4 separate regions of the Mus musculus genome follow, and regions 2, 3 and 4 are each linked to region 1. The links are chromatin loops, found by intact Hi-C in ENCODE. Cell type or tissue: left cerebral cortex. All regions are shown on one strand. Each heading gives the region's core, and the rest is flanking DNA. Links, peaks and the distances in the headings are about the cores only. Region 1 holds the start of Gli2 (GLI-Kruppel family member GLI2). Region 2 has its middle 140 kb from the start of Tfcp2l1. Region 3 overlaps Gli2 (GLI-Kruppel family member GLI2). Region 4 overlaps Gli2 (GLI-Kruppel family member GLI2).

What was found. Hi-C counts contacts between places; a loop is a spot of excess contacts. Peaks named below come from ENCODE experiments on the same cell type or tissue, not always from the same donor. Only the 100,000 strongest peaks of a DNase experiment are listed, where the experiment ranks them.
Region 2: it touches region 1 in a loop (4-fold over the local background); 6 of 42 quality-filtered maps call a loop at or near these places.
Region 3: it touches region 1 in a loop (2.4-fold over the local background); 7 of 42 quality-filtered maps call a loop at or near these places.
Region 4: it touches region 1 in a loop (5-fold over the local background); 5 of 42 quality-filtered maps call a loop at or near these places.

What each region holds. Positions count from the first base shown.
Region 1 is chr1:119,049,898-119,057,375 of GRCm38, reverse strand. It overlaps Gli2 (GLI-Kruppel family member GLI2), which reads left to right and starts at 3,757. Exons shown (of 14, transcript NM_001081125.1): 1 at 3,757-4,074. In left cerebral cortex, for the core only: a CTCF peak has its summit at 3,666; DNase peaks (open chromatin) are centred at 3,164, 3,721, 5,150 and 5,532; H3K4me3 peaks cover 2,847 bases; H3K27ac peaks cover 1,425 bases.
Region 2 is chr1:118,764,885-118,772,362 of GRCm38, reverse strand. No RefSeq gene overlaps it. Among named protein-coding and RNA genes, the nearest start is that of Tfcp2l1, 140 kb to the right of the region's middle. In left cerebral cortex, for the core only: a CTCF peak has its summit at 3,331; a DNase peak (open chromatin) is centred at 3,328.
Region 3 is chr1:118,971,937-118,979,414 of GRCm38, reverse strand. The region is part of intron 2 of Gli2 (GLI-Kruppel family member GLI2); the gene reads left to right. Among named protein-coding and RNA genes, the nearest start is that of Gm51642, 15 kb to the right of the region's middle. In left cerebral cortex, for the core only: no CTCF peak of the experiment used is centred there; a DNase peak (open chromatin) is centred at 2,705.
Region 4 is chr1:118,906,181-118,913,658 of GRCm38, reverse strand. The region is part of intron 2 of Gli2 (GLI-Kruppel family member GLI2); the gene reads left to right. Among named protein-coding and RNA genes, the nearest start is that of Mir6346, 44 kb to the left of the region's middle. In left cerebral cortex, for the core only: no CTCF peak of the experiment used is centred there; DNase peaks (open chromatin) are centred at 2,391, 2,788, 4,385 and 5,982; H3K27ac peaks cover 452 bases.

The DNA of each region.
Region 1 (7,478 bases), core at 883-5,882:
GCCACACCTCCTAATTCTTCCCAAACAATTCCATTCACTGGTAACTAAGCATTGCAGTGGATGAGACTACAGGAAACATCCTATTCAAATCACCAAGAAGGACAAGAAAAGCCATTTCCACTTCCTCCATCCCTGTCCATCTTTATCACTATGAAGCATAGGGAAGGAGGGATGCTGTGGGTGCTACTCACCATGGTGGGTGTCACGACACTAGCACTGGCTACACAGAAAGCTGCAGAAGAAAGCCGGACTTGACTAATGCCCTACACTGAGTATAAGCTCTGGGATAAGCGAGCACCTCTTCTGACCATCTGCAGACAGTGGGATGTGCTGTTTTCTCAGCTCCCCTCAAACCCCAAACATTTCCACCTTCATCTCTGCTACCACTGTCTTGCCAAAATAAGCCAGGAAGGTTTGGTGAGGGCCTGGATTCTGGCAGGAGTTGAGCTGGTCCGAGAAGAAAAACAGAGAAAGAGCAATCTCTCCCTCTTTCTCCAGATGCTGATTTGTTTAGATTTCTCCACAAACTTTACAACGCAAAGAAACCCACAGAGACAAGCTTTAATGAAGTAATCAGCTGACTCCGCTAATATTCCAGCCAGGAGAAAGGAGTCCTGGCTTCACAGGGCCCATATGAATGGCGTCATTAAATGCAGCCAAGGGAGGGAGAGGGTTCACTTTTGCTGTCTATGTTCGGAAAGCTCAGCGGGAGTGAGAAGAAGCAGCCGGGAGGAGTGACCATCTGATGTTCTGACATTTAAAGGAAAAAGCCAGCCTCCTTCAGATATCTCTTTCTGTTTTTCTGGGGTTTGTTTACATGTATTGGGGGCGGGGCTCAAATGTCACAGATGGTACGTAGAGGTCAGAGGACAATCTGCTGGAGTCTGTCCTGACTTTACGTGAGTCCTAGGGATCCAATCAAGTCAGAATAGATCCACACCAAGTGCCCTGACTTCTGGCCCTTCTCCATGGCCTTTATCCCACATTTTCCGTACTGACTTCTGTAAGGTTTTATTTTTATTATTATTCTTTTTGTTTTTAAAGACAGGGTCTCATTGTATGACCCTGGCTGGTCTGGAACTGGCAGTGTAGACCAGGCTAGCTTCTCACCCTCAGAGGTCTGTCTGCCTCTGGAGTCTTAGGACCGAAGGCACTTGCCTAACTTAGGTTTCCTCTGAGATTGAAAGAGAGTCCACCCTACAGGGAAACTCTTTGAACAGGAAGGTAAACAACTCAAAATAGCTTCAGGAAGGCCCTGGAACTTACCAGAATCACTAGGCCCCTCCCTGCCAGCATAAATAATAAAAGTTGAGAGTCTCCCTCACATGAAGAAATTGGGCTGCCAAGGAGACGCTCAGACAAGCCAAAGGGGCAAAGTCTGGACACCAGAGCAGCAGCCTGAAAGAAGCAGACAGCGGCTGGTTGTCTGGAAGAGGTTTAGCCCCACTGAGGCATGGAGAGCACAGGACACTCTCCAGTCTGTTGAGCCGCCTGGTGCACAGGTTCCCAGCTTGGTAAGCTGTCCCCACACTGGGGTGGGCTTCAGTGTGCAGCTGGTCTTTGAGTCATTTCCGTTCCTGTAAGTAACTCCTCATCCACAGCCTGTAAGACACAAACCTCATGGGTTCACCAAGTCAGACTGCAGTGGTATCCACACTTTGGACTATTGTGGGTTCCTCCCTGGGTGTGAGGGGCAGAGAAGTAGACACAAGCTGCATCTTCTCAGAAAAACGTCCTGTCACACCCCACCATGTATCGCCACACCAGAAAGTTTTCCATTTGAACACCTTGTCACCTCCCCACCCCCACTCCCCCTGACTTCCAACCTGGGAAGATGACTTTGGGGAAGACAAAGTTAGCATCAAATCCTTGTAGCATCTCTGCCCTTCCCCGCTCTAGATCAAGAAGGAAGGTAACAAGAAAGGAAGAATGGGACACAGCACTTCCCCTTCTGTTAAAAAGTAAGTCAAGGTCAGTAAAAGACTAGGCCAGCAAAGGTGCTTGCTGCGAGCCTGGGTGGGGTCCTCAGCACCCACATGACAGAAGGAGAGAAACAGCCCCCTCTGCCCTGTCCTCTGACTGCTGCCAGAGGACTGTGACCTCACACCCTGTCCCACAAAATCAATATGTGGAATATAAACTTTAAATGTAAAACTCAGGGTCTTGGAAGTGGACCTCGGAAGGAGAGTATCCATAGCATTTGGAATGCCTTGGGCTATTTCATAAAATAGATACTGACTTGCAGAAACAAATAAAGCTAAGGGAGAGCCCACGGTGTAAACTGTGCCGTCCACCAACAGTGATCCAATCAGTGAGTAACATGGGCTGAGAAGGAGCTTTCTCTAAGGCAGGGTGGAATTGGTCTGGAGGCTTGGTTCTCTTGCTTTGAGAAGGAGGGGCTCGAAAGAGATGTGACCAACATTCTCAACAGGACACCTCTATTTAAATGGACCGACCTTAGATTATTGTGGGCAAGTTTCTAAGCGTCCTCAGGCATCAGTCACTCCACCTTTAAAAGGAGGATACCCTATGGCAGGCTAAGCAATACAAAGGAACTAGACCTCAGGAAGAAATATAAAGAAGTCCCGCGGGCAGCTTTCTAAGAGCAGAGCCCAGGAGAGGAAGCTGAGTCCCATGGCTTGGGAGGGCACGGCCATTTGCTGCCTGCTTGCTTCTTGGAGTGGACAGTTCTGGACTGTATGGAAAGCCGGGGCTACTTAAGCAAATGCTTTCATGAACAGCCTCATCTACACTTTGGCCTGCAACTTCGGTGAGCCTAATTCTTCCTTCTCCCTCTGATTACTTCCATCTGGCTGCAGCAGCTTCAATGGAGTCTCCGGGATTAAAAAAAAAAGAGAAAAAAAAGAAAAAGAAAAAGAAAAAGAAAGAAAGAAAGAAAGAAAGAAAGAAAGAAAGAAAGAAAGAAAGAAAGAAAGACCCCTCTCACTGCAAAACATAAGCAGCAAGCCTAAGGTTGGCGTCACTTGTCGCCGGCGTGCTCTCAGATGGCGGCGTGAGCGAGCCATGGCGAGGGGCGCCTGGGACCCCGGGCACCTGCACTAGCTGCCCGGGCGACGAGGGCCTGCGTGAATCCAGTCTTGCTTCCCAACCCACGTGTCTTCCTTCTGCTACGGCGCACAGAGGATCCGGGAGTTTTGGGAACAACCAGCGGAGGGCTGAGGGGGTTGGGAAGAAAGGGGGAGTTCAGATATTGAAACCAGCAGTCGCAGCGCCCGAGCTCCGGAGCTCATCTGACTTGAGTTAGCAACCCCCCAACCCGGCGCCTTAGAAAAAGTGTTTGAGACTGGCGTGTGCTCCTGTAGCTGGAACTTTCTGGTAGGGGTGCTTTATTTCCTCCGAACTGGGTTGGAAGAATCTGCGATAGTCCCAGCTCTTCTCCTCCAGAGTGGCGTCTGGGTCGTCACCCCCCACCCCCACTCCCTAACTCCTGGGTTCTCTGGTCCCCCGCTGGAACTTTCCGAAGGGGTGCTTTCCTTGCTGGAGCTGAGGTGGGGGAGAGTCTGTGTTCGCCCGCTGGCAATCCCCCTCCAGGGTGGTGTCCCCCCACCCCCAGCCTCAGAGGCAGGGTGCACGCGGCGGGGCGGGCAAGCTAAGGACGCGACGATCAGGGTTTGCCCAAGCTCAGCGCGCGGGGGCGCTGCGCCATCCCAGAGACGCTGATGGATTGCATGAGTGCCGGCGTTCGCCAGCCGAGGCAGCACGGCTCCGCGGACTTTTTTTCAAACTCCTCTCATCAATGAGACTTCGAGGAGGAGCGGGAGGCGGCGGCGGCGGCTACAGAGGACGCGGAGGAAGGCGAGGAGGAGCCAGAGGAAGGAGCACGGGTCGTGCGTAGCATCGCAGCCGCCCGGAGCTGCTGGCCTGGTGTCCTTAGGGACTGCCCGAGTCCCCCGCCCGCCTTGGTCCCCTCCTCTGCCTGGCCAGCCCCGCCCCGGCAGCCGGAGCCCCCGCACTCGGCAGCCCCACTCCAGCCAAGTTGGGATGGGGCCCTGCAACCACTGCCCGGCGCCCGAGAGGCCACCTGCATGCTAGAGGCAAACTTTTGTCTCCTCGGTAAAGTTGCATTGGCCTTCCCACCCTTCCTTTTTTCTTTTCTTTCTTTCTTTCTTTTTTTTTTTTTCCTCCCCTTACTCTTGGTGGCGAAGCACTTCCTAGCCTGGCCAGCTTCGGCTGAGATGCTGTGGCGGTCTTGGAGTGTCTCTCATCCGTTTACCGGAATCGAGATCGTGACACTGATTTTAGGGGGGCCGGCTAAAGAAGGCAACCCTGATTAGTGCCCTGGTCCAGCAGCGGCAGGGCTTAAGGAGGATCTTGGGGATCAGAACTCGTGGCCGGGGTCGATTTTATTACCACAGCCCTCCACTTGAGGGGAAGTGCTTCTTGTTCTTGGGTTGCTCGGGTAGGCCGGTCTTTGACCGGTGGTACCGCTTGGAGCCTGGAACTGTTTGGGGGCGACGTGGGGGCTGGGGTGCGCCGAAGCTCCCTTAGATGGGCAGCTGGGAGCGCGCCTGTGGGACTGTGCGGTGTGCTGCAACCGCCGCCGGCCACTTGGAAACTTGCAACTCTACTTCTCCGCGCTGCGAGTCCGCGTCCAGGAGCCAGTCTTTTCTTTCTTCCTTCTTTCCCTCTCGTTGAACCCTGTTGCCCCTTCCCTCCGCCGCCAGTCTCTGGACCTCGGTTCTGGCTTCCTTACCTTTCTCTCTTATCCTAGGTCTCCAGATCCCCTTGACTTCCAGAATGGATCCACGCGTAATCCTTCGCCGAGGGATCGGTTCCCCCTACTCCTCGCTTTCATCCTAGCCCCCACTTAACACCCCCCAAGCAATCTCTCAACAAGTATATTTGCTGAGGAATTTGAAAAATCCACTACTGCAACTTGATCTGTGTGTGATGGATGAGGAGCGGCGCGGACAGAGTTGGGCGCCAATCCTATTAAGGGTTTAGAGAGAGGGGAGCGTTTTTTTTCCTCCGGGATTGGGGGTGGGGGGAGGGACCGTGTGCTTGAGTGAGTTCGAGAGGGCTCCCGCCGCGCCGGGAGCTGGAAGTCCACCCAACTGGGCTCCTTTTCAGCCCGGCAGCAATTGCTCTCATTTCCTAGGAAACCTGACTTTTAGAGCTTGAGGACACTAAGGATGGAGCCCTTGCGCTTCACCTCGAGTGACCTGGCTACAGAGACGCAAGGAGTTTGTGGGGATCCCCCAGGGCGCCTCTCCTTCCAGGCTTTGTGTGTGTGTCTGTGTGTGTAACTGTCCTGTGATTCCCAGAGCCGATCCCAGTTGGAGCAGGGGTAGGAGAGACTTCTCTTGGTAGTCTCATCCTTCAGAGACTGGGAAGGGATGGGTTCTGTACCTCTCTGTTCCCCAGCTGGGGCATCCTTCATCTTGCTGTTCGGTGGCCGCACGATGTCCTGGGCCCCTTGCCCCTCCGCCCTCGCTGGGCGTGTAAAGGTTTAATCCCCACAGCTTCAGATAAAGGGAACAGTTGTAAAACGCTCATATGCTGTTTGCAGACGAGGCTCTGGGGGATGTTGGAGAATTTGAAAGTAAACGTTTCCCTCGCAAGCGGCATAAAATAGTGTTTAAACAAATATTGTATTGGCATGCTCCGGGGGCTCGGTGCCAAAAAAGAAAAGTAAATAAACGGTGAAATCCAAAATATACAGCACGGGGGGGATAGCGGGCAGAATAGGCGGGCTTGTCACAAGTCTCCCTGATGTTATCTGTTTGTTCTAGCCACCTCTCCTTCGAGCCCCCTCCCCGCCCATTTCCTCACCTTGGCTGCGGTTTCCCTTTTTGAGTAGGCTTCCGTGTGTCTGGGGGACTAGCCCCTTCAATGGCTCAGTTGGTCTGGAATTGGGGAGGGAATACATTGTGTTCCTACCTGGATTGGTCTCCCCCAAGTAGGAGGAAACATTCCTGATGCTTACTCGCTTTGAGTTTTGAGGCTCTTGCTTTCTCCCAGCTTCTGTTCTATCCTGGGCACTAATCCCAGAATGTCTAATCTAAACCACGCAGACCCCTCCTGCTAAAGGCTTCACTCCTAGAGTCTCTACATCTTGCTTTCCCTTTCTCCAACCAGCTCCTTCTCTCTAGAGGGTTCCAAGAGTTGGGTATGGCCTCTTCAGGATACAGTTTCTACTCAGACGCTGCCTGCTGTATGGAAAGCTCACCTGATGAGTTTTAACATTAATTATGTTTAGGGAGACTTAGGATGCCCCCAAATGTCATGAGGTATTTCCTGATTCTAGGGGGCTTAGAGTCACAACACACAGAAGAAGGTTCTGTGTACTGTGCCCTGTAGGAGATCTGCTCTTGTCTTTGTCCTGTATCTGTGGGAGAGGCCGATGGGAAGCAAGTATCTTCCCACCCAGGGCTGGACTCCTCCATGAACGAACTGGGACTGGGATTGATAGATCTGTTTCTGTGCTTAGGTGGGAACTGAGATGGTGGAAATATGCACAGAATTCAGACTCACTGAGGTCTTCTCCCAAATTCAAGCCGGGCTTGCTTGGAAGGAGGACCACCTTGAAGTGTATATGGAGTTAGCTTCACTTTCTCAGGATGTTCCTTGGGCCTTGCAGGCTTGGAAGAACATTGAGCACTGAGCAATCAAAGAGGGTGTGCTTTTGAGTTGCATAATTGTAAGAGGGTGTGTTTGTGTGTGTGTGTGTGTGTGTGTGTGTGTGTGTGTGTGTGGTTACTGGTCACAGGCTCATTTCCTAGCTGCTGTGGGGGTCTCAGGGGCTGTGTTCTGTAGCTGGCTTGTTTGCACTGCAGCCTGAAAAATACACAAATACTTCACTCTTTTTTTGTACTTCTACAAGAGCCCTGTACACAGTGCAGCCCCTGGGGCTGGATTAGTGAATCCGGGACAGTCTGCAAGCAGGCAGACAAAATTGGATATTTGCCTACACTAAGTACTCTTCTTCCCTCAGCATTCCACTCCCGGAAAACTTCAGTGCCCAGACACTAGCAGTTCCCTTTAAATGAGACCATGAGGTTGTTGTATGCACTGTGAATGCGGCTGTGACCCCTCACACCCAGCTGGCTTGTTAAAGCTCAAAAACAGAGTCCTAAAACCTTGTGGGTGCAGCTGGCCTTCGCTGGTGCAAACCGCAGGGAACAAGGTGGGGCTGCTTTCCCTGTGTCTTTAGGCGGGGGTCTTGGGTGGGAGGTCTACCTGTAGCCTGTTAACTGGCACATCAGGGGCCAGAGGCCAGGTGGACTTCACTGTGGACAGCTGCAGCTGCTGGGCCAGGGCCCATTGAAAGGGAACCCCAGGGAAGCAACTCCCTCCTTTCTTCTTTTCACTAAGCATCAGAGGCATGGACATGTGAGGAATGCCAACTAAAGACTGTGTTCTCAGATTCTAGAACACCAGGAGGGGTAGAGTCGGTGACTGGGTCGGCAGCCAGGCTACCCAGATACTTAGTGCCCAGCGTGCTCTCATTTTTAAAG
Region 2 (7,478 bases), core at 1,369-6,368, 290 kb after region 1:
GGCAGCAGTCCTTCCTCAGCCGTGTTCTCCTATCTACTTGGATTCCCCTGAGAACTGAGCTGAGACAGGGCTTGGGCAGGGAGCAGAGAAGGAAACTAGAAAAGAAATAGAGACAACAAAAAACTGTGCAGCACCCAGTGAGTGGCTGGGAGTGACTGGCTGGGAGTGAGGCATAAATCTCCTGAAGGCGACGAACTGCTCCTCAGACCACTGGCTCGAACAGCGGTTCTCAAACTGTGGGTTAAGACTCCTTTGGGGGTGGGTCACATATCAACTATCCCCCATATCAGACACACGATTAATAGCAGTAGCAAAATTACAGCTATGAAGTAGCAATTAAAGTAATTTTACAGTTGGGATCATCACAACATGAGGAACCGTATCAAAGAGTGGCAGCGTTAGAAAGGTTGAGAACCTCTGAGCTTGAGGGATAAAGGGCAGGAGACATTTATCCAGAGGATGGAGAGCTTGCCTGGTGTGTACAAGGCCTTGGGTTCCATCCCCAGCACTGCATAAAGTAGCCCTGGTGGCACAAGTCTGGAATCCCAGCATTTGAGAATCGATGGCAAGAGATCAAAAGTCCAAGGCCATCCTTGGCTACATGGAGCCCATATTTCTGGGGCTGTTGTAGGTTTGTTAACACCCCATATCCTTCATGGGTTACTGTCCAAATTCAGATGAGTGAAGTTTGCCAAAGCCACGGGACCAATGACAATAGACCAAAAGGCTAAAGGGTAACAGGAGTTTGTCTGGGGACCCTACTAAAGTTACGATGCCATCATGAACTTCCAAGAGGAGAGTTGGCTAGGATGTATACTCGCCGGCGTGAAGGGCGGGGCCAAATACCCGGTGAGAGCAGCTTGCATAGGAGGGCTAAGCAGGGCTCTCAGTTCGAGGGCACCGTACACCATGGTGAGACGGCTGGTCACATGACATCCAAAGGTGGGAAGCAGAGAGAGATGGCTGCTGGGGCTCAGCTCACTTTCTCCTTTTTATTCCGACTGGGATCTCTAGTCATGGGACGGTACCATTCACAGCAAGGGTGGGTCCTCCCACCGCAAGCAACCCAACCTAGAAACTCCCTCACAGACATGAGCAGAGGTTGGTCTCCTAGGCCATGCTAGGTCCTGTCAAGTTGACAGCACCGCTATCACAAGTAGAATGTGGAGATAGGAAGGAATGGCTCTTTCAGAACTTGGGGACAGGAGTACTTCAGAGCCTCTTCACTCAGGCTGAGCATAGTGAGCCAGACCCCGGGGTGTTCCCCCAGCCTAGGATGTGTCTGCCAGGTGGAGCAGCCCAGTGTTTGAGGTCTCAGTGTAGGCAGACCTCCCAGGCGTTTCACTGAGCAATAAAGAGCTGCAGCAGTGCCTAGTCCTGCCTGTGTCCCCGCTGTTGCTTCAGGCCAATCACAGCTCACTACCTGGTGCCTCTTCCCTCACCTGTGAAGGCATGTGTTGTGCTGGACCAGTCTGCTTCCTTCCTTGGCTTGTCCAGGAGACCAGACTTTAAGCAAGGGCAGCATGACTTAGAGGTGTCTTGGTCGTGTGTGTGTGTGTGTGTGTGTGTGTGTGCGCGTGTGCGTGTGCGTGTGCGTGTGTGTGCATGTGTGTATACTTGTGTGCATGCATATGTGACACGGGGCATATGTGATGATCAAAGGACAGCTTGCAGGAGTTAGTTTTCTCCGTCCACCACGTGTATCTCAGAGATCACATTCAGGTTGCCAGGTTCGCAGCAAGCACCTGACCGCTCATCAGTGCACTCAGACTACACCTGGCTTCCCCACTTAGATCCTGGATCTCAAACTCAGGTCTTCATGCTTGGATGGCAAGCACGTTACCAACTGAGGCACCTTCCCCTGTCTTAGTTCTGGTTTTAATCGTGAACTGTGTTGACTATGATACCCTGGGCCAACTCCCATAATCTAAACAGTAGGAAGATAGAACAGTCTCAAATTGGGCCTTGGGCAAGGTCAGCCCGGGTAGTAGCCAAGACTGCTGATTTGAGTGTGTGGGTTCCAGTAATGCTAATGATAGCCAGCATTTGTTGAGCACTTACTGTATACCAGGCACTACTGTAAGTGCCCTACAGTGGACAGCCTGCGGTTCTGCTACTAAAATGCCAGGGAACAGAATAATTCCTCTTTCCCACAATGCTTTTGTTTACTCCTCTATGAAGAATGTGGGTCGGTTGGTGGCAGGGTTCCAGAGCTTTAGTGTAATGGCTGTCACCAAAGACAGGCAGGCACCCATCTTCCAGTTCATGGGGTGACCAACACCCAGATCCCTGGCACAGAACTCCCCCAGGGCCTCGGATGAGGATACTGTGTGACTGAAGGGCACAGATGTTGGCGTGGAGAGTTGGGGGGCTGGTAGAAGTGGGGTAAGTTGAGCCCAGGGTCTCTAGCTGTGTAGAGTCTAGGGGTCTGTGGGAGGTTGTAGAAGCCTGATTGCTCTGAGGGGTCTACAAGTTACTGGAGTTGTTAGAACCACCTGCCCTCCATAGGACACTTAAACACTCAAGTGATGCCGAATTGCAGAGAAGAGAGGGTCTACTCACTGGGGCTGCGCTGGGGAGTGGAACAAATAAAGACATCCACTTCTCCCACTAACTCCATCTTCAGGGCACTCATGAGGTTCAGGTTTAAACAGAGGGCAAGAGCGGTGCATAACTAAGCTGTCCCGGTCAAGGTGTGGTCCTGCCCTCCATCCCTGTCTGAGCTCACATCTCTCTTGCAAGGTAGTCTGTCAAGCTGTCAGAACTGTGTGAAATCTCTTTCTGGGAGACAAGCTCCCCCTCTGGCTGGCACCAGCCTTCAGCCATTATCTTCTCCCAACATGAGGTGCTTGGGGAAGTTCTCAATTTGGGGGGGGGGTGCATCATCTCAATAGTCTGACAGAGGAGCACGTGTCCTTTTAGAATAGAGTCGTTCCTACCAGGACACTTATGAGGACTCTGGAAGGATCTGAAGACTGCAGTGTGCAAGGTTTCTGCATCTAGGAGTCTAGGAGTCCAGAGGTAGAGCAGCGAGGGCATGAACTCTTGACAGGGGCAGGGAAAGCTGCAGGTCACAGGGACCTGGAGCTGACAGTCTGAGGACTTCGAGCGTAAGGGTCTGGGGCTGGGATGGTTTGAGAAATTAGGGATCTAACATCTGGGGAGTCCGAAGGTGTGGCCCAGAATTTGGGGATGTGAGCATCTAGGAAGACATAGATGTAGGGTTTTTTTTCAATACAGGTGTGCTTGGAGATTCAAAAGATCTGGGGCAGTCCAGAGCATTGGAAGTTTGAAGAGGAAGGAGCTGAAAGTGGCCCAATAGCGCCCCTTAGTGTTCTTTCTCTCCTACTGCAACCAAAAAGGAGCTTGTGTGTGCAACTGCATTTTTGTATCTGGATATGTATATACTTGTGTGTATAGGCCGGAGAGCAACCTGGGACGTTGTTCTTCAAATGTTATCCACCTTGTATTTTGAGTCAAGGTCTCTTTAGCCTGGAACTTACCAAGTTGGTTAGGGTGGCTGGCTAGTGAGGCCCAGGGACCTGTCTGTCTCCACAGTGCTGGAATTATAAGTATATCCCACTACAGGAGGCGGTTTTGTCCTCACACCTCCAAGACAAGAATTATACTGACTAAGCCATCTTCCCAACCCCTGGTATCTGTTTACAAAGAGCACTGGGTTAGGATTGTAGTGCTGATCTCTGGGGAGCCAGATTCAGATTCAGGCAATGAGACAAATGGCTTCAGGGCTTCCTTTAGGGGATGGCAGGGGTTGGGGAGGTGGACAGAAAGATCCATGTGTTTATAAAGGAGAAATAAAGACAGAAGACAAAGTTGTCCAGGAGATGTCCCAGAGGGGACAGCTGTTGAGGGGCCACTTGTAAATATAGTCCCTCTTGAGGAAACAAGTGTTACAGTTCTAGCAAAAATAAAGCTATTCTGTAGAGACATCTGCTCGCCTCCCTTTGGCTATCAGACTACTGAGACAATGGATCCCACGAGATTGGCATTTCCCCAGGAGTACTGAGAGAGTAGACAGGGATCCTGGTGCTAGCCAGAGGGGAGCTTGTGTCCCAGGAAGAGACCTCACAGGATGTTGATAACTTGTCAGACCACCTTACAGGAGAGAGTGGAAGTGAGACAGGAATAGACCAGTGAGGGGCGGGGCCACATCAGTGAAGGGCGGGGCCACATCAGTGAGGGAGGGACGGTGAGGTCAGGGAGGGACTGGACCAAGCTCCTGCAAGGCTTAGCCATACATACCTCTGGCCCTCTATTTAAACTCGAAGGTCTTGTTAAAGGGTCACTCACCTCCATAGCCACTGTGAATAACTCCCCTCCCTCTGCTTTTCACTATTTCTGGTCTAATTAGCCTATTGCGAATGGGCTGCTGAGCATGGCTTGTTAGGGCTGTAGGGCCCAGACTGTAACCCTAGCAACACTACTAACATCAGCACATAATAGACAGCCATCTGTATCCTCCTCTCTAGTTTCTATCTCTCTGGTTAGATGGGCTGAGGGAGTTGGTTTAGTGATAAGCAAGGCATTCTGGGTGGCGAATCTGGGGCAGTAGGGAGACTCTGTCAGAGGACGACAGCTCTGATAAGATTCAAATGGCAGGAGACTGGAAGCTGAGTTCCCAGGTAGAGGAGAGGACACTGGCAGCATCTGTAGTCCATGCCGCCACCTCCCACTTAAGGCCTGACTCTGCCACCTGGGTAAGATGACAGGCATACCAAGGCCAGGATTTGTCTAAAGGCCTGTTTAGGGGGTTTCAGTGATTGCTAAAAATGAAGTGTGACCTTCTGGGAAGAAATGGCCATTCCCATGACAGAGTGTTTGCACCTGAGTGGAATTCCCCCTAAGCCTGTAGCTCATGTCATTCAACTTAGGCACCACTGGGGCTATACATTCCCTGCATAGCACCTCAGTCACCGCCTTCCAAATGCCACAACAAACATAGTGTGTTGCTAGTAGCCACAGAAGAACACAACATTTACACAGGGGTTTAAGGTCATCCTTGGTTACATAGTAAGTTCAATGTCTGCCCAAATTACATGACACTTTGTCTTAAAATGGGGAGGGGTGCTGAAGAAATGGCTTAGCATTTACTAGTGTTTGCTGTTCTCCTAGAGAACCAGAGTGCAGTTCCTGGGCAGCTCACAACTGCCTGTAGCTCCAGGAGACCTAGTGCTCTCTTCTGAGCTCCAGGCACCCACACACAGGTGCATAGACAGACAAATGTATTAACTGACAACACGACTGCTCCATTGTATGGTTGAGACAGAAGACTTTTATTAAAGCTGTGATGGAGAGAGCAGCCAGAAGCATCTGGAGGAGTGTGCAGCAGAGAGAAAAAGTAGGAGACTGATCGTGGCCAGCAGACTGGATCTGACTGGCCAGGAGAGAAACAGGAACAGAGGAGAAGGGGGGTGGGGGACAGATATCAGGGGAGTGCAGGAGAGCAGAGAATGGGGAAAAGAGAGGCAGAGAGAGACAAAAACAGAGAGGGAAAGACAAAGAAAGCGATCATGTCTAACATGGTTATAAGAGTGAATAGTGAGGTGGGAGGGAACGCGGTGAGCTAGAGGAGCTAGGGTGGGGGAGGAGTGAGAAGAGCCAGGATAAACCCTAACCCTGTAACAGGCGCTGTGATATGAAGGGAGTCTGGAGGCCAGCCTGACCTTTGGTGTGCTAATAGAAACCACAGACAGCCATGTGTCCCTTCTACCTTTTGGAATTTGGGAAAATTGGGTTTCCTAGGGACCTGAAAACACATACACATACATTTTTTGCTAAGCTGGACGATGAGGAAGAGGAAGCAGAAGCAACAGCGGCCATTGCAGAGATCGATCAGTGCTAATGCTGGGAGGGCAAGAGCCCTGACCTTGCTCAGTGTGTTCCCGTGACTCTGTGTGCTTATATGGAAGCCCAGAAGGATGGAGGTGAAGCAGTAGGTCCAGTCGGATCCAAACAGCGATATTACATTCTTGTAAGCACTCTATTTCCTTTGACCTTGTGAGGCTGGGAGGGGGGAACCGAGGCCTGGGTCTGCTCACCTTTGTCTTCTGCACTTCTCTGGCTGTCCACCATCACAGTCAACTCCTTTGTATTTCATTCACAGCCTCCCCAACTCTGGGTCCAGTGGGATGGCCCAGCAGGTAAGGACACACAACAAGCCTGAAGATGGGTTCACTCCCCAGGACCCACTCAGTGGAAGGAGAAGCTGCGTCTGACAGTTGTCCTCTGACCTCCAGAGTGTCCTGTGCTGTGATCCTGCATGCACACGTGTGCTCTCTCTAGTGTGCACACATGTGTACACACTAAAGAGGTGTAATAAAAATGTATTTTCAAAGGACCCCATTCGCTGAACGCCAAGACTTCTCAGTTCTCTTCTTCTAACCTGCAGAGAGGCTGTTCTACGGAAAGGAAGGCACAGCCATCTCTCTGGCAGGTGACAGATTGAATGACAATTACATTCCTACAGGTAAAAAGTGCAAGATGCAAGTTTATTTCCTCCAGCAAAAGAGTCCTTGACACTTCAACTGATGATGAGTAGGCGCTAAATCCCTCAGGAAGGCAGGAACATGAGCTACGACCAGCCATGCAACAATCAGGTTGGCAAGCTCTGCTGCCTCAGCACTTGGGACCCAGCCAGAACTGGGCTTCTCAAAGCCACGCCACATGGGGGAATCAGCAGAAGGGACGTGCAGGTGCCCACGTGAGGCACAGCAACAAAATATTTCGACACAAGTGTTTGGCGGGGGAGGGGATATCAATTTTAAGAACCTGTCAATGTACGTGACTCGAAAACATCTTGCAAACTCTCCCCCCACCCCCACCCCCAGGGCTTAGGTGTAGTATGTCAGTTGGTGGTGCGCTTGCCTGGCACGCACAAAGGCCTGGTTTCCATTCCCAGCACTAGACAGACGAGTGTGCTGGTACATACCTATAATCCTAACTTTCAGGAGGTAGAGACAGAAGTTCATATCATATAAGCTACATAGAGAATTAGTAGTCTGCCTGGGGTACATGAGACTCTGTCTCAGAAAAGGAGGCAGGCCTGAGAATATAACTCAATCCGTAAGGCATTTGCCTTCCAAGTACAAGGGCCTAAGTTCAGCCCCCAGAATGCACACACACACAAAAAAGTCTGGCCTGGTGGCATGTTCTCATCATCCCAGAAGGGGCAAATGGTCCCCCAGGAGCAGAACTGTCCCAGACCCTGGCAGGGCAGTGCTTGTGGCCTGAAGGTGATTGCAAAGGCAGCGCCCAGACCCACCTTCCTTCAACCACACAGTAACAAGACAAGAACATGGTACTTGTTAGCATTCTGTCTAAACTCTACCCCACAGTTACCTGGCAACAGCCAGGTAGGCCTGACCGGCTATAAAAGGGGCTGCTTGCCCCCTCCTCCCTCTCTTGTTCCTTTCTTGCTCTCTTGGGCTCTTGCTCCCTTGCTCTTCCATTCCCCCCTC
Region 3 (7,478 bases), core at 117-5,116, 77 kb after region 1:
TGAGGTCATCCAGATCTCTTACCTTGCCTTTCCTCCTTCCCCAGTGGAGATTTCCAATGCACAGCCCGGGTATGGTGGACCCCAGAAGCTCTCATCTGAGATGCTGAGCAGGTTGAGTTCATGATGAGAGACAGGCTTAGGGGTGATGAGGTGAGCCCCCCACTTTGCTCTGCTCCTTTATCTTGCTTCTAGAGCCAAGGATGTAAGAAGGGCAGTGGCTACACCCCTCCTCTGGTCCCGATTATAGCAAGCTCTGCAGGGATGCTATCTCATAGCCAAAGATCATTTATTTGAATCTCTTTTTAATTTCTGTCGTGGGAACCGCCCCTGGTCTTGCATAATATAACAACCTACAGCAGTGCTAAACCTATAAACCCAACTGCTCTGTTGGGGTGAAGGGGCTGGAGTCAGGAACAGATAGGGAGACCCCCGTTAGCATTTCTAGGGACAGTGCCCGCGTACTCAATAGGCATGAAAGAGAAGGAGGTCAGCAGATACTGAAACCTGTTTCTGTGCTTCCGTGGGAAGAGTCAGATGCACACGGCAGATCCCTCTGATTGGCCACTTGTAGTGGTTTGTGGCGACTATGAATGAGCATGGGTGGCCTGGGGACATGCACAGAATACCTCATATGTAGGTAAGGTTCAGAGGGTTTTTTGGAGTGTCTCTTTTTTGGGGGGGGGTTCGAGACAGGGTTTCTCTGTACAGCCCTGGCTGTCCTGGAACTCACTTTGTAGAGCAGGCTGGCCTCGAACTCAGAAATCCGCCTGCCTCTGCCTCCCAAGTGCTGGGATTAAAGGTGTGCGCCACCACTGCCCGGCTCTTGCTGGAGTCTCTTGTAGAGAACGCTGATTTCCCTGACTTTGGCTGAAAGAGGAGAGCTGCCTTGCTTAGGACTCAGAGGATGAGGCTAGGTAGAGGGAGAGATGCTTGTGGGATTCTGACAGGCTGAGACCACAGGGACAGTGGCAATCATTCAGTCTGAGAGGAGCTGCCTTTTCTGTCCCCATAGAAGGATTTACGTACGTGGCAGCCCTTGGCCCCATTCCTATAAAACTAGGCACAGATCAAAACTATTTATGCTTTATGGGCCAAAAGCAGTGTGTTGGCCTGGGGTGTAGCTTCGTTCCTATGGTGGTTGTTGAGGGAGCTCGAGGCCCTGGGTGCCATCCCCAGCCCTGCAGAAACTGGGCATAGAGATGTGTGCCTGTAATTCCTGTGTTGGGAGAAGGTAAGGCTTATCCCCCCCTGCATACAGTTTGAAGTTCTCTAGACCACATGAGACCCTGTCTCCAAAACAAACAAACCACAAATCCGAGATTCATTAATTAATGGAGTTCTGTAGCAAGTTAACTTTATTTGATACAGGAGAAAAAGACTTTTCTGACTTGTTGGCTCTGGAAGTCAAAGCGGCCAGTACTGGCTGGGTTTTTGTTGGGGTGCCTTCTTAAAACACACACACGTGCACATATAATTAGTGAGCGTGAGCACCTATGTGTGGGGCTCAGAGAGAACATTTGGGAGTCAGTTCTCCTGCCTTGTTGAGGCAGGTCTCACTTCTCCTGGTTGTGAAGTAGACTCCAGGCTAGCTGGCCTGTGAGCGTCCGCAGATTGATTCTCTGGATTACAGATGTGTACAGCTGCATCTTACTTCCTATGTGGGTTCGTGGGATTGAACTCAGGTCCTTAGGCTTATGCTTCAGGTGCCTCTACTCACTGAACCATATGCCTGGCCTTGAGCTATCTTCTAAGCAGTGGAAACAGCAGTAAAAACTAAGTTCAGAGAGGTTAAGCCATTTGTTCTTGGTCACACAGCATGTGTGAAGGAGACAGAACAAGCAAACAAGCCTGTGAGGTCTGTCGGGTGGGGAAGGTGATTAGGTCTACAGTGAGGAAATAGACTATGTCTTTCCCCTGACCTGGGTATAGTGAGGGTAACGTTAACTTCTTACCGTCTTTATCATTTAGTTCCTAGGGTACTTGCCTAGTGTACTTGAGGCCCTGGGTCCCATCCTCAGCCCTGCATAAACTGGGTGTGGTTGTTGCATGCCTGTGATTCCAGGTGTCATGAGAACCTGGATGTTCCTTGTTCACACCATCCCCTCCAGACAGAATCATCCATTTCAGGTGTAGCCCAGCAGTATCCTATGTCCTGCAAAGTGTGTGGAGCCTCTGCCTCACTCAGGAGCAGTGCCCACCTCTCTAGGAACCTGCTGGTCCTGCTGCCCCCAGCTCCAGAATGCTGAGATTCCAAGTGTGTTCCATACGCCTGGCTTATGCTGGGTGAACAGGCCCAGGGCTCTGTGCTTGTGAAGCAAGAACCCCAGCCCCCTGTAGTCAGCTCCGATGACTTGTCTCCCCATCCAGCTTGCTGCCTTCTGCCCTCCAGGCCCATCCTCCCTGCCACCAGCAGTCGGATGTTTGGATAAACTGGGCATAGCTGGGCGGGTGATCACAGGGACCCTGCTTCCGCCCGTGTCTGCTGGTTGACAGATGTCTCTACGTGAGCCTGAGCTGTTTAGAGCCTTGTGTGTCAGCTGTGGTCCAGCAGCGTCCCAGTGTGGGACAGAACACCAGGAGTGAGGCTCCCCCAAGCCCTCACAGCTGGACACACTGGGAGACTATCCCGTGATGACTCTGCTGTGAGGGAGCAGGGCCTTGGGTGGCAGCCAGGTCCTGTCTGGAGGCAGCTAGGTTGCTTGTAGCACACATCGCACTGAGTGAGTCAGAGAGAGGAGACCGTGATGGGTTCTGGGAAGCTGCCAGCAGAGGCAAACCATGCTAGTCAGCCTCCATTACTTCACATTCATGGTCACCGTCAAGTAAGCTTTCTTTAGCCACACGGTGGGCCTTTCTGACTAGCATTTCCATGCATCCTGTTTCTGGGTTTCCATCCACACAGTCTGTGTGTACCAGACTCAGTGCACACTTTCCATTGCCCTTGGCTAGGGAGGTAGTGGGGATGCCCTACAGTACAGAGACTCCTCAGCTAGGCCTACTTTCTCTTGACTGGGCCTCACTTGAGGATTTCAACAGATCTCTAGTAGGAACTTCCAAAGGCAGGGTTCCTCTGTGTTCTTTCCTGTTTTCCAGATTAGGGACCTGTGATCTGAGTACTCCTGGTCACATAGGTGGGGAGTGGATTTGGAGCTAAGACCATGATCAGCAAAGCCGTTGCTTGTTTTTTGGTTTTTGGTTTTGTTTTATTTTTGTTTTGTTTTGTTTTTCTGTGTAGTCCTGGCTGTCCTGGAATTCACTCTGTAGACCAAGCTGGCCTTGAACTCAGAAATCCACCCAAGTACTGGGATTAAAGGCGTGCACCACCACTGCCTGGCTGCTTTTTGTTAATCTAAACCACCCTGGGCAATGACAAAAGAAGGAGTGGCTCATCTCTTGGTGGTGTTGCCCAGGGATAACTGAGGACCCATTGGGAATCAATCTGAGTGTCCACTGATGGGCAAGTGGGTGTCTTCGTTAGGATTTTACTGCTATGAACAGACACCGTGACCAAGGCAACAATATAAAGACAATATTTAATTGGGGCTGGTTCAGAGGTTCAGTCCATTACCATCAAGGCAGGAGCATGGCAGCACCCAGGCAGGCACGGTGCAGGAGGAGCAGAGAGCTCTGCATCTTCTTCTGAAGGCTGCTAGTGGAAGACTGACTTCCAGGCAGCTAGGACTAGGAAGCCCACACCCACATTGACACAACTACTCCAACAAGATTATACCTCCAAATAGTGCCACTCCCTGGCCCAAGCATATACAAACCATCACAGTGAGTGAGCAAAGTGTAGTCTGTAGATTGGGTGGACTATCAGTCAGCTTTGAAGAGGGAGGAACCCTGACTCATGCTATAACCTCAAACCATGGAGATATGGTGCCGAGTGCAATACGCCAGTTACAAGGAGATATGTAGTGTTTGATTATTTTCTTTTCTTTTTAATGTGTGCGAGTGTTTTGTGTGCATATGTATATGTGCATAACATGCATGCCTGGTACCCACAGATATGAGAAGAGGTTCTATGATCCCCTAGAACTGTAGTTATGGATAGTTGTGAACCCCTGTGTGGGTGTTAGGAACTGAACCTATGTCCGCTTCAAGAGCAACAGATTCTCTTAACTGCTGAGCCATCCTGCACCCCACATGTGATTCTTGAGCAGTGCCCTGTGCCTTCCCAACTGTAGTCAGTCTACTCATAGAGGAAGAAAGTAAGCAGAGGCGAATGACAGGAAGAGATGGGTACGTCATGGATGATGGCAAAGAAGCTCAGCCTGCAAGTGGAGGTGGGATGGCAAAGAAGGTTCTGGAGGTGGTGCTGAGATCACGCAGGATAAACCACACCCCTGGGCTGGTGGTAAAGATGGCTATAGTGGAGGCCGGCATAACCAACACGACTCAGCCAACACAACTCAGTGGGCACCAAACCTGATAACCGGAGCTGTCCCTGGGCCTCACGTGGCAGAAGATGAGAACCTGCTTCTAGAGGTTGTCCTCTGTCCTCCATGTGCTCAGTTGCATGGGTGCCTCCTTCCCAATGAGAAAATAAATACAAGTTAAACAATGTATAAAAAGATTATAATGGGAAATTTAACTTTTTTTTATAGTTTACTAGCATTTTTTTGTAGACAGGGTCTCATGTAGCCCAGGTTGGCCTCAAAGTAATTATGATGCCAATGATGAGCTTGAAGTGCTGGTCCTGTGGCCTCTACTGCCCAGGTGTCAGCATTACAGATGTGCACTGTCACACCTGGCTCAGGCAGTGCTGGGGATAGAACCTGGAGCCCTGTGCATACAAGGTAAATGTTCTGCTAACTGAGATTCAGCCCCAGCCCTTTCAACACATTTAAAAAAAAAAAAAAGAAAAAGAAATACTTTAAAAGAATCTGTATAGAGCTTGTTCAAAGACTCATGGATTTTTAAAGCTTTCAGACCTTATACCCTGGTTTGACCCCATGTCGTTTTATTTGTGAGGAAGGCCTGCTGGGGTCGGGAGCCCTGGGCCAGCTGGCTCTTCTGAGGAAATGCTGCTGTAGATGAAGATGGAGTAACTGTGAAGCCAGCCTCTTACTGGAGTCTGGTCTCCCTTGCCTGGAGATGTCTATGTCATTAGAGCTGTCAACCCCAAAGACATGCTAAGGCTTCCGGGTGAGGAACACAAAGACTTTAGACATTTAAGTGATCCCTGTTTCTGTTTGTGAAGGGAGCTAGGAACCCAGGGTTACAGTAGCTGAGGTGATTTGGGGAAGCAGCAATTAAAGGTGAGTTCGCCTCTTTCCTGCCCTGGCTGTGTGTCCAGCCCCCAGGGTTATTGTGCCTTCGCCAGACCATTTCTTTTAACCCTGCCCTCTGTCTTCTCCAGGTCTGGACCCTGGAAAGAAATGAAAGTTAAATTCCCATTCATCACAGCCCCAGGCGCACAGAGAACACTTGGTGGTGGTATTGGCCATGAAGGTGAAAGTGTGCTTCTAAACAAATTGTGGACGAAGCAGAAGCCAGGGTGTATTTGGTTGGATGCTGGAGTTTACTGAATCATTCCATTTTCCTCCTGCAAATTACACATCTGTGCAGCGGGGGAGGGTGGCTGCATGCCGCACTGTATGTGCGGAGTCCTTTCTCCTTCCTGCCATGTCAGTCCTGCTGATAGAACTCACGCTGTCGTGGGGCTTGGCAGCGAGCAGCCTTGCCCCTGAGCCCCCTTGACAGCCTCACTCCATTTCTCCTGATGTTAAAAGGGATCCTACACTGCTCTTCTCTGTGACAACCAGCTTCCTTAAATGATTGCCCGTAGTCATTGTTCCTTACAACCATTCCAAAGGTGTCCCCAGCTCACCAGGCTGGGCTGGACCACACACTTCATGTGTTTGCATGCTCCACACCAGAGACATGCACAGCCTTCTCACAGACCTACTTGTCAAACACAATCTGCATGCATACATTCCCCATCCTTAGCCAAAACCTATGTACGTATGTACCACACATACATGTACACTTGTGCACCAACTATTATCACACACATGCATCCCCTGAATCCTTCACACACATTGGCAGCCACATGTGCATGCACATGTGTGCAACCTTGTCATCCATATCCGCACATACTTGTACCTTCACACCTGTACACACCCCTCACACATCGGAACATGTGCATACACACGGTCCTTACGTTTCTCACACACTTAACACACATGCACTCATGTGTCCAGAGAGCCACATCAGCTCTGCCAGATGAACAGCACCCAGTTGCCAAAGAGTTTACCACAGTAGTCCATGTGTAGCTGCCACCTCTGCCTATAGCTGTGTCTCTGGGGAGCCATCTTTGTCCCAATTTGGGAATCAGGGTTGTGTTAGCTACTTTACTCGGTGCTATGACAAGATACCCAGCAAAGCAACTTAAGGAGAGGTTTGTTTTGGCTCACAGTCTAAGGGTACACAGTGCGCGGTGGCAGAGAAGACATGGTGGCAGGAACTTGGCACGGCTGGTGATCTTGCCTCTGTAGTCACAGAGAAATAAGTGTTCGTGCTCAGTTTGTTCCCCACCCCGTCTTTTATGTATTTTAGGACCCAGCCTAGAAAACATAACCACCCATAGTAAGGGTGGGCCTTCCCACCTCAGTCAGCCCAATCTAGAAAGGCCCTCACAGACTAGGGGGCTTGTCTCCTAGATAGGCTCTTGACCCTACCAAGTTGACAGTTAGCGTTAAGCATTGCAGCCTGCTAGGGTGTGCTTGACTCCTAAATAAGATGAACATTGATGCCTCTCTGAGAATCTTACCCTCATTGGCCCACATTAGCATCCCATAATAGGGTGCCTCACCACTTTCCCAAGTGTCTGCTAGGTAGGGAAGTGTGGGCAAGCTTGGTAGGAGATCCTAGGTCTTTAGTGTGGGGTAGGGGGGTCTGTATGAGCTCTCCAGGCCTCTTGCTTCTGTCACTTCCACTTCTGGCTCACTAAGAGCATTTCTTGAGGTCTTTGGGTGCTCAGAGACCAGAGTGGGGTGACATTTGTAAACCTATATGCAGGTTTCACAGCAGGGTTCCACCCCTGTTAGCTAGTTGTGGGCAGGGTATACATGCTTGCGTGTGTCTGACTATGCATGCACTGTGTGTAAGACTGCTTACAGGTCACTGATGGGTGAAGGAGCTTTGCCTGACAGCCTGGGTTGTTGGGGGTATAGTGTTCACTGCTGACTAGGTTGTAGTTGAGCTGTGCTGGACGATGGACTTTCTATTTATGCACTGGTCCTTAGGTGTGAGCCTATACCTTGCTTCTAGTCCGAGCATGTACTACCCAGACTGAACCTGAGTGTGCAGTGCTACTGCTGGATGCATCATGTGTCCTTCATTGCCTCCTGAGGTCATTTCAACAGCTCAGCTCCTTCTGCCCTCAGAGGGTTCCTATCTCCTCCCTGCCTTCCGCACGGTCTCTGAGCCCCAGCAGCACTCAGGCACTTAGGAGCCGTCAGCCAGGGTGAGGA
Region 4 (7,478 bases), core at 1,310-6,309, 140 kb after region 1:
AGGGCGGCTTGCTCCTAATAAACATTTTCTGCTGCCAAAGTGCCCTGCAGCTTGGCCTCGTGGCTGTCTGTTTTGGCAGGATGGGAGATGTTTTTGGTTTTATTGGGGGTGTTTTTCTGGGACATTTGCGACACCTGTTGATTCCGTTTGTTCATTCCTTTTGATGACTGAGCCTGAAGATCCAAGCTCAGTAGTTCTGAGTCCTCTCCCGTTTTGAATGGCATCCCCAGTGCGTTTACACATTTACCTTCTTAACTAAAGGGCTTGTTTTCTTCGGCACACACAAAAGACCCTATGCATGTGGCTCAGGGAAGGGGTAGACAACAGCTATAGGCATGCAGACTGGAAGTGGTGTGTTTCCCATGAAGCCTGGTGTTGGGGGATGGGGGGTGGGGTTAGGAGCACAGCTCTGCCAGTTTGTGTTTGGGATGGTGAGGCATGGTGAGTGCTCGCGCTCTCCCCCCCACCGCCCATCCCCGAGACATCTGTGCTTACTCTATTGTGACAGGTTACAGGGTCTTAGAAATGAGAGTGTGTGCACATGCGCACACACACCAAGAATCAGCTTCAGGGAGCTGGAGCCAGGTGGTGGGGAGGAGCCAGGACAAGCATCTTCTGCCTGTCTTAGCCACGTCCACTCACTTCTTGGAGATTTTTTTTTTTCTGAACAGTTCCCAGTATTGTGTCTGATTTCTCATTCTCTGTCCAGTCCACTTATCAGCAAAATTTCTTGGGCACCCACTGGGCACAAGGCAAATGAAAAAGTAGGTTTTGGGCACCTGCCAGTGGGGATAGAGCAGATGAGATGAACATAAGTGATGCCCAGTCAGGAGCTGTGACAAGTCACAGGTGAATTTCACCCAACAGTGAGTGCTGAGGTGAGGCCAAGGTGGGGGGAAGAGAAAGCCAGGGAGCCTTCCTGGAGGAAGGGCCGCTTGGCTTGCCTGTGGAATAGCACACTGGTATAGAGCAGAGAAGGTGTTCCTGGGGAGGTGTATCAACCAGAGTTGTTCGGGATGGTCTGAGCTTGAACTCCATCTCCGCTTAAAGAAGGGGAGGGCAGGGGAAGGGACGGGAGATTTGGTGTCTTTGTTCAAGTCCTCTAGTTGTGCCCCTCTTGGTTTATGATCTCATGAAGGTTCTCTGGTTCCACAGAGCGAGGTTTTTCTCAGGAAAGGGATTGGGGTCCCAGGTCTGGAGGGAGTGAGGAACCTTAAGGTCACACAGTTAGTGTCCCTGATGGACACACAAGTAGGAGGACAGTGTCCAGACCTCTGTTTGCCCTTGGGAACATGGGTGTATAATCCACACTCTGTCCGTCCTGCTACACAGTTGCTGTGGATCCTGCTGCTTGCCTGTCTGTCACCTGAGCTATCCCCCCCATTTCTGGCCTGCTGTCAGGGTGTCTGGTACACACAGTATGGCCCAACAGGCATGTTTCCCATAGATAACAGATGTCAGCTGATGCCCCCTTACCACCCCTGGCCACTTGTCCCCAATGTCCTGGAGGTGTCCCACTGTCTCCAAAGCAAGTCACTCTTACTAATGTCCCTATCTTGGGGTCATATTGGGGACATGATGAGGTAGGCTTCCTGCAGCTTTGAATCAGTGGATTGGAAATCTAGAGGGCCATAGAGTGCTCCTCTACAAAACGACTTCCCTGTGACATGGGGCCAGTGGTCTGCTTAGGAGTGTACACCATTATTCCATTATAGACTGAGGTGACTTTCTAAGATATTAAAGCATCTTAGCAAGTCCTCAAGTGGTTTGGGAGAGTGGCTAGGTTGCCGTGGGTTGTCAGTGCTTTTGTTTCTTCTAGTTTTTAAATTTTGTTTATTATTGTAATGTGTGCATCCGTGGTATGTGTGTGTCGGGGTTGGGGGGGGGGTTATGGATGTGCTTAAGTATATGTGTAGAGGTCAAAAGACAGCTCTGTGGAGTCAGTTCTCACCTTCTACCTTTACAGGGATTGGAGGGATTAAACTCTCCAGTCACTGGGTCATGAAGCTTGTGCAGAAAGCACCTTTATGGGCTGAGCCATCTTGCCAGCCCACTGTTTCTCATTTCTATTGGGGTGTGTGTGTGTGTGTGTGTGTGTGTGTGTGTGTACACGTACGTGCTGGCTGACATCTATCTAAGCCTGGCGGGGGTTTTTTGCTCTTAGTATTGGATGGAGAAGGGAGGGAGGGCCCTAGGTAAGCATTCAAACCCAACCCCCAAAGAGGGTTCATTTTCAAAAGTAGGTGGCCCCAAGATCCCCCTCACCTCCTCCCCCTCCGGGCCTGTGTGTGGCTCCCTGACAATGGAGATTCCTGCTGGGCGCCTGCAGCCCAGCAGCTGAGCCTTCTTGAAGGATCTTCTGAGAACTGGTTCTATTCAGAGCATTGCAAAGCGGTTACTTCTGGCTCAGCTCCCCCATAGAAAACTGGGAATTGTAAGTCTTGCGTACCCTAAAAAAGAAAGTGACAGGAGTTGGTCTGAGCCCTACAAGAACAAGTGATTCCGTATTCAGGGCAGTGTCTTAGAAGGAATTACCAAAGGGAAAAAAGAAAGGAAGGATGAAGAAACTCTCAGAAGCAGGTCACTAAAAAGATGGACAGGCCTCTGAGCTCCATTCCTGCAGGGCAGCTGAGTGGTGATCTCCCTCGGATTGCGCCTCCTTAGGCCTTTGCGGAGCTGGCTCTGGGGAATACTGGGCAAAGCTGTTTCTTCTGCATAAGCCCCGGTACTGACCAAGCCTGCACGGAGCAAGATTGTATATGGCAGACAGTCTCCTGATTCTGGGAAGAGCCACCTGACCTCCTCCTCCTTCCCACTGGCAGAAGGAAGGCTTTCCTCTCAGTCGACTGCATATTAATCACTGCCTAGGAGAGGCCCGTTGCGGTGACTGTCTGGGAATTGCCAGGGTTTTGTGGTGGCTCCAGCTGAGTTTAGGGGCATTTGCAATTCATGTTGCTTGCTGCCTGACAATCCCACTTATTGCTTATTGTGAACACTTTATTTTTTTAGTGCTTTATTTTCAGGTGTGTGTGTGTGTGTGTGTGTGTGTGTGTGTGTAGCATATGTGTGTCAGTGTCCCTAGAGATCAGAAGAGGACATTGGACCCCCTTAAAGCTAGAATTACAAGTGACTGGATGTGAGCTGCCTGATGTGGGTGCTGGAATTTGAACTCTGGTCCTCTAGAAGAGCAGCAAGTGCCCTTACCTGTTGAGCTGTCTCTCCAGCTCCACTGCCAAGTTTTAATGTGGGATGTAATCGGTTTCTCCAGATGTTTACCCAGTCTCTGAGATCTCAACAAAACTTATTTACTTTTTACCTTGTTTTATTTTATTATTCATGTCTTTGTGTGTTCATGCAGGTGCGAGTTCGTGCGTGTGTGTGTGTGTGTGTGTGTGTGTGTGTATGTGTGTGTGTAGGCCAAAGGATACAATGGACATCATCCTCAGGAAAGCTGTCCACCTCTTTTGAGACAGGGTCTCTTATTGACCTCAAACCCACCAATCAGATGGCCAGCTTTTTGAGCCCCAGGTATCCTTCTGTCTCTGCCTCTCTAGAGTTGGAATTCTAAGCATGTGCCACCTTGCTCCACATTTAGACACTGGTTACAGGGGATCAGGCTCAGGTCTTCACGACTGCTTTCCCAACTGAGCCGTTTCCTCAGCTTGGCTTAGTTTTACCGTGTGCTTTTTGTAACAGATGCATATGTTGTCACAAAGAAGGGCTACTTGGAGCCCTCATGCCCCTGGTTTGACAGAATTGTGGTCTGTAGCTCTCAGCAGTCCTGGTCTTGTTCCTCCTGTGCATTCTCTTCCCCTCTTGTTCCTTCTAGACTGCTCCTGGTCAGTCCTTATGCTAAGGTCACACCTCATACCCGTTTGGTGGGTCTATATCTGTGTTCTGGAGGGGGCTCAAGGGGGGAGAAGTGTGGGATGCCACAAATGGGGTGGCATCTCTTGCTTCAAGCAGTTGTGGACAAAACCATGCTTCCCATCTTGACCCTTTACTCAGAAGTGGAGTACTTTCCCTGCCTGTACCTGTAGGAACCTCTGCTGGGTGTGGTGGATAGTCATTGACTTTCAACTTGACAGGATATAGAGTCACCTAGGAGACAAGCTGGAAGGCACCTGGGGGCTGGATTGGGCTGTAGAGAACCATGTGGGGTGTGTGACAGCTCTTGAGAAAGTCCCCACACACACCGTCCCAGAACTCCAGCATGGTGTTGTCTTCCTTCCTTGGGCCATTGAGAAGGACAGCTCCCATCTTGCTTCTCACTGAGGCTCCAGAGGGTCATGTCAGGTAACAGATGGAAAGCGCCTTGGAAATGAGGTCTGCCCAGTTAGAACAAATGCGGCTGTTTCCTCAAGCTGGCATCCAACCCAGGTGTGGGTCTGCAGGAGAATTTAAATGACTTTACCAGTGGACAAGGGTCCTTTGTAGGAGCCCCTCCCCCCAGAGTGAGGGCTCCCTTCCCAAGGACCTTGCTGCTGTGGGGCACGCCAACATTTCTCACTCTGAGGTTGTGAGGTGCTGGTCTCTTGTGTTTCTTGACTTGCCCACCCAACCCCAGGGAACTAGGAGGTTTCTGACTCAGGGACAATAGACAAAGTGTTGTGGGAAGTTTACTGGGATCCAGGTTCTGAGTCCATGCCTGTCTTCCACCTTGTTTGAGGCAAGGTCTTTTATTCACCATGAGGTTCTGGTAAGTCTCCCATCTCACTGCAGGAGCCCTGGGCTCGACCACGCTGAATTTCGATTTATTACTGCATCTCTGTTCGTATGGGTTCTGGGAGCCTGAAGCCAAATCCCTCAGGCTTCTGAAGCAAGTGCTTTACCCACTGAGCCATTTCCCCAACCGTGGCATCCGTCGTCATGGAAGTCTCTCCAACTGACTTGGCCACGCTAGGTAGGGGTCATTGCGGCCTCAGTTTCCTTGATACACCAAGATGACTGTGTAAACAAACTTAAATGATCCTTTTAGGATCCAGCTAAACACAATTCACTTTTCCCTGACTGTTATTTATGGCCCCTGCTCCTGCCCCTGCCCCTGGATAAAATAGTCAAGTGACTCATGTGGCCAGAGCTCTATTCAAGCTGCAGAAGTATGACTGTCGAATGTTTTGTTGAATGGAGAAGCTGGGGATGACTCCTTGGCCACCAAGTTCAAGGGCAGATATTAAGGCTGAGACTGAGGCGGGACATCCCCCAGAGAGTCTTCGTGGTGCCTCACTTCACGTTGAGTTTTCACAGATTGGAAATCATCTCTTTCAGGTTAGAGACATGGCTGTGGTTGTGACAGCAGCCACACAAGCATAAAGACCTAACTTTCGGTTCACAGCACCCACGTAAAAACTGGGCATAGTATACCCTGTCACACCAGTGCTCCGGGTGGGGGTTAGACATAATAGATCCCTCAAGCTCAGTCTAGCCGGCTTCCTGTGCTGCAGGGTTAGTGAGAATTCCTGTCTCAAAAGTAAAGTGGAGAGCAGTAGAGGAAAAAGCCTGAAGTTAACCATACATACCAGCACACATGTGAACACATAACACATGTGTACCTACACATGCACACATATGTATACACATGTACATATACACACATACATGCTCACACATGAACATACATCACACATGCATGCACGCACATATATGCATATGCATACACATATAAACAAATACCAAGCACTCACACATACATGCTCACATGTAAATACACGCACAGTTATCTCTCTGAGTAAAAAGAGGAAAACGGAGCCCTTTTCCTGATGAGTACAAATCTTAGCTTCGGGGTTTGTTTACACCCACATATGTTCTTTCTCACACACCCACAAGCTTATCCTCGTTCCGACTCGACTCTGTAAACATCTCTGAAATGTGTATTTTCTTTCAAACTAAAACCACTCAAGTTTTACCCAGACGGGCCGTTGACATGGAATTCACATTTGGCAAACCTCTATTCCGTGTGTTTTACTGAGTGTGGACTGTTATAAATGAAGCCAAGCCACTGTGGTGTGGTTCCCCCACACTCCAACTCTCTTTCTTCCAAATGGTTATGGAAGTAGAGCTGTTCCCAAGTAAAAGATAAATTATAGCAGGATCTAAAAAAGCATCATTTAAAAAGTGTCAGGATACAATTGGGTTCTTACAAAGTACACAGGCTGCTAAATTCACAGGAAAATTGAGTGGATCAGGTTGGCGGGGTGACAGTGTCCTTGCCATTGATTTATCCTGTCAGTCTGGCTGTGCTGGAGAAGTAGTGTCTGCTGCGGAGGATGATAGTCGGTAGGCCCTTCGACTCTTCATGGCTCCAGTTATTATCTCTGGGAAGGACCCTGGGACTCAGGAGCCAGCATGGACCCATTCGAGAAAGAAGACAGTGAGCTGTCCTTTATATAAAATTAACCTGTTCTAGTCCATTTTCTGAAGAAAGAACAAAATAGCTAAGGTCAATAATTTACTTATTTATTTAGTGGGGAGTGGGGCAGTGGGGCAGTGGTTGGGTGTCCCCGAGCTACAGTTGGAAGTGGTTGTGAGCTGTGCTTTTAACCACTGAGCTAAATTTGCAGCCCCCAAGGCCAGTAATTTATAAAGAAAAGTGATCTGGGGGTTGGTAAGATGGCTCAGTTGGCAATGCACTTTTGTGCAAGCATGAAGACTTGAGTTTGGATCCCCAGCACTTAGGTAAGAAGCCAGGTGTGGTTGCCTACATCTATAATCTCACTATAGGAGGGGCAGAGACAGGGGGGTCCCTGGGGGCTTGCTAGCTAGGTAGTCCAAAGGAATTGGTGAGGTTCAGGTTCAGTGAGAGATCTGATTGTGTGTGATTGACAAGGACACCAGTTGAAGACTTCCAGCCTACATATGCATACACACACCTGTACACACATATGCATATAACACACACACACACACACACACACACACACACACACACACACACACACACATGCATGCAAATGTGCAGCATGCTCACGATCTGAGGCTAGACGCCCAGGGTCCGAAGCTGCAGCTCTGTGCTGCCCCTTGAAAGGTGGAGACAAAAGGGCAAGTGTACATACAGGGACAGGGGACAAGACAGAAGTTGCTCAGTGTTTCAGTATCACGGCATTGGCAGTTCATCCTCTTTTGGGAATCTATTTATTTTTTGTATCGTGTATATACATGGACCTGCTTGTTTGCATGAGCACCAGCCACATATGTGCAGTGAGTTCTGATGCCAAAAGAAGCTGTTGGAGCCCCTGGGACATTATTCACGTAGAATTCTTAAAGGATTGGTCTAAACGTCACCTAATCACTTGCCCTTGGCAGAACTTTGGGGTTGTATCCAGTTATTTCATTAGTTAGTTCTAATTTCCTAACTAGGATTAAAAGTTCTAGCCAGGCAGGCGTGGTGCACCACTTTAATCCCACCACTCAGGAGACAGAGGTGGGCAGATCTCTTGTGAGTTCAAGACCAGCCTGGTCTACAGATCAAGTTTCAGTAC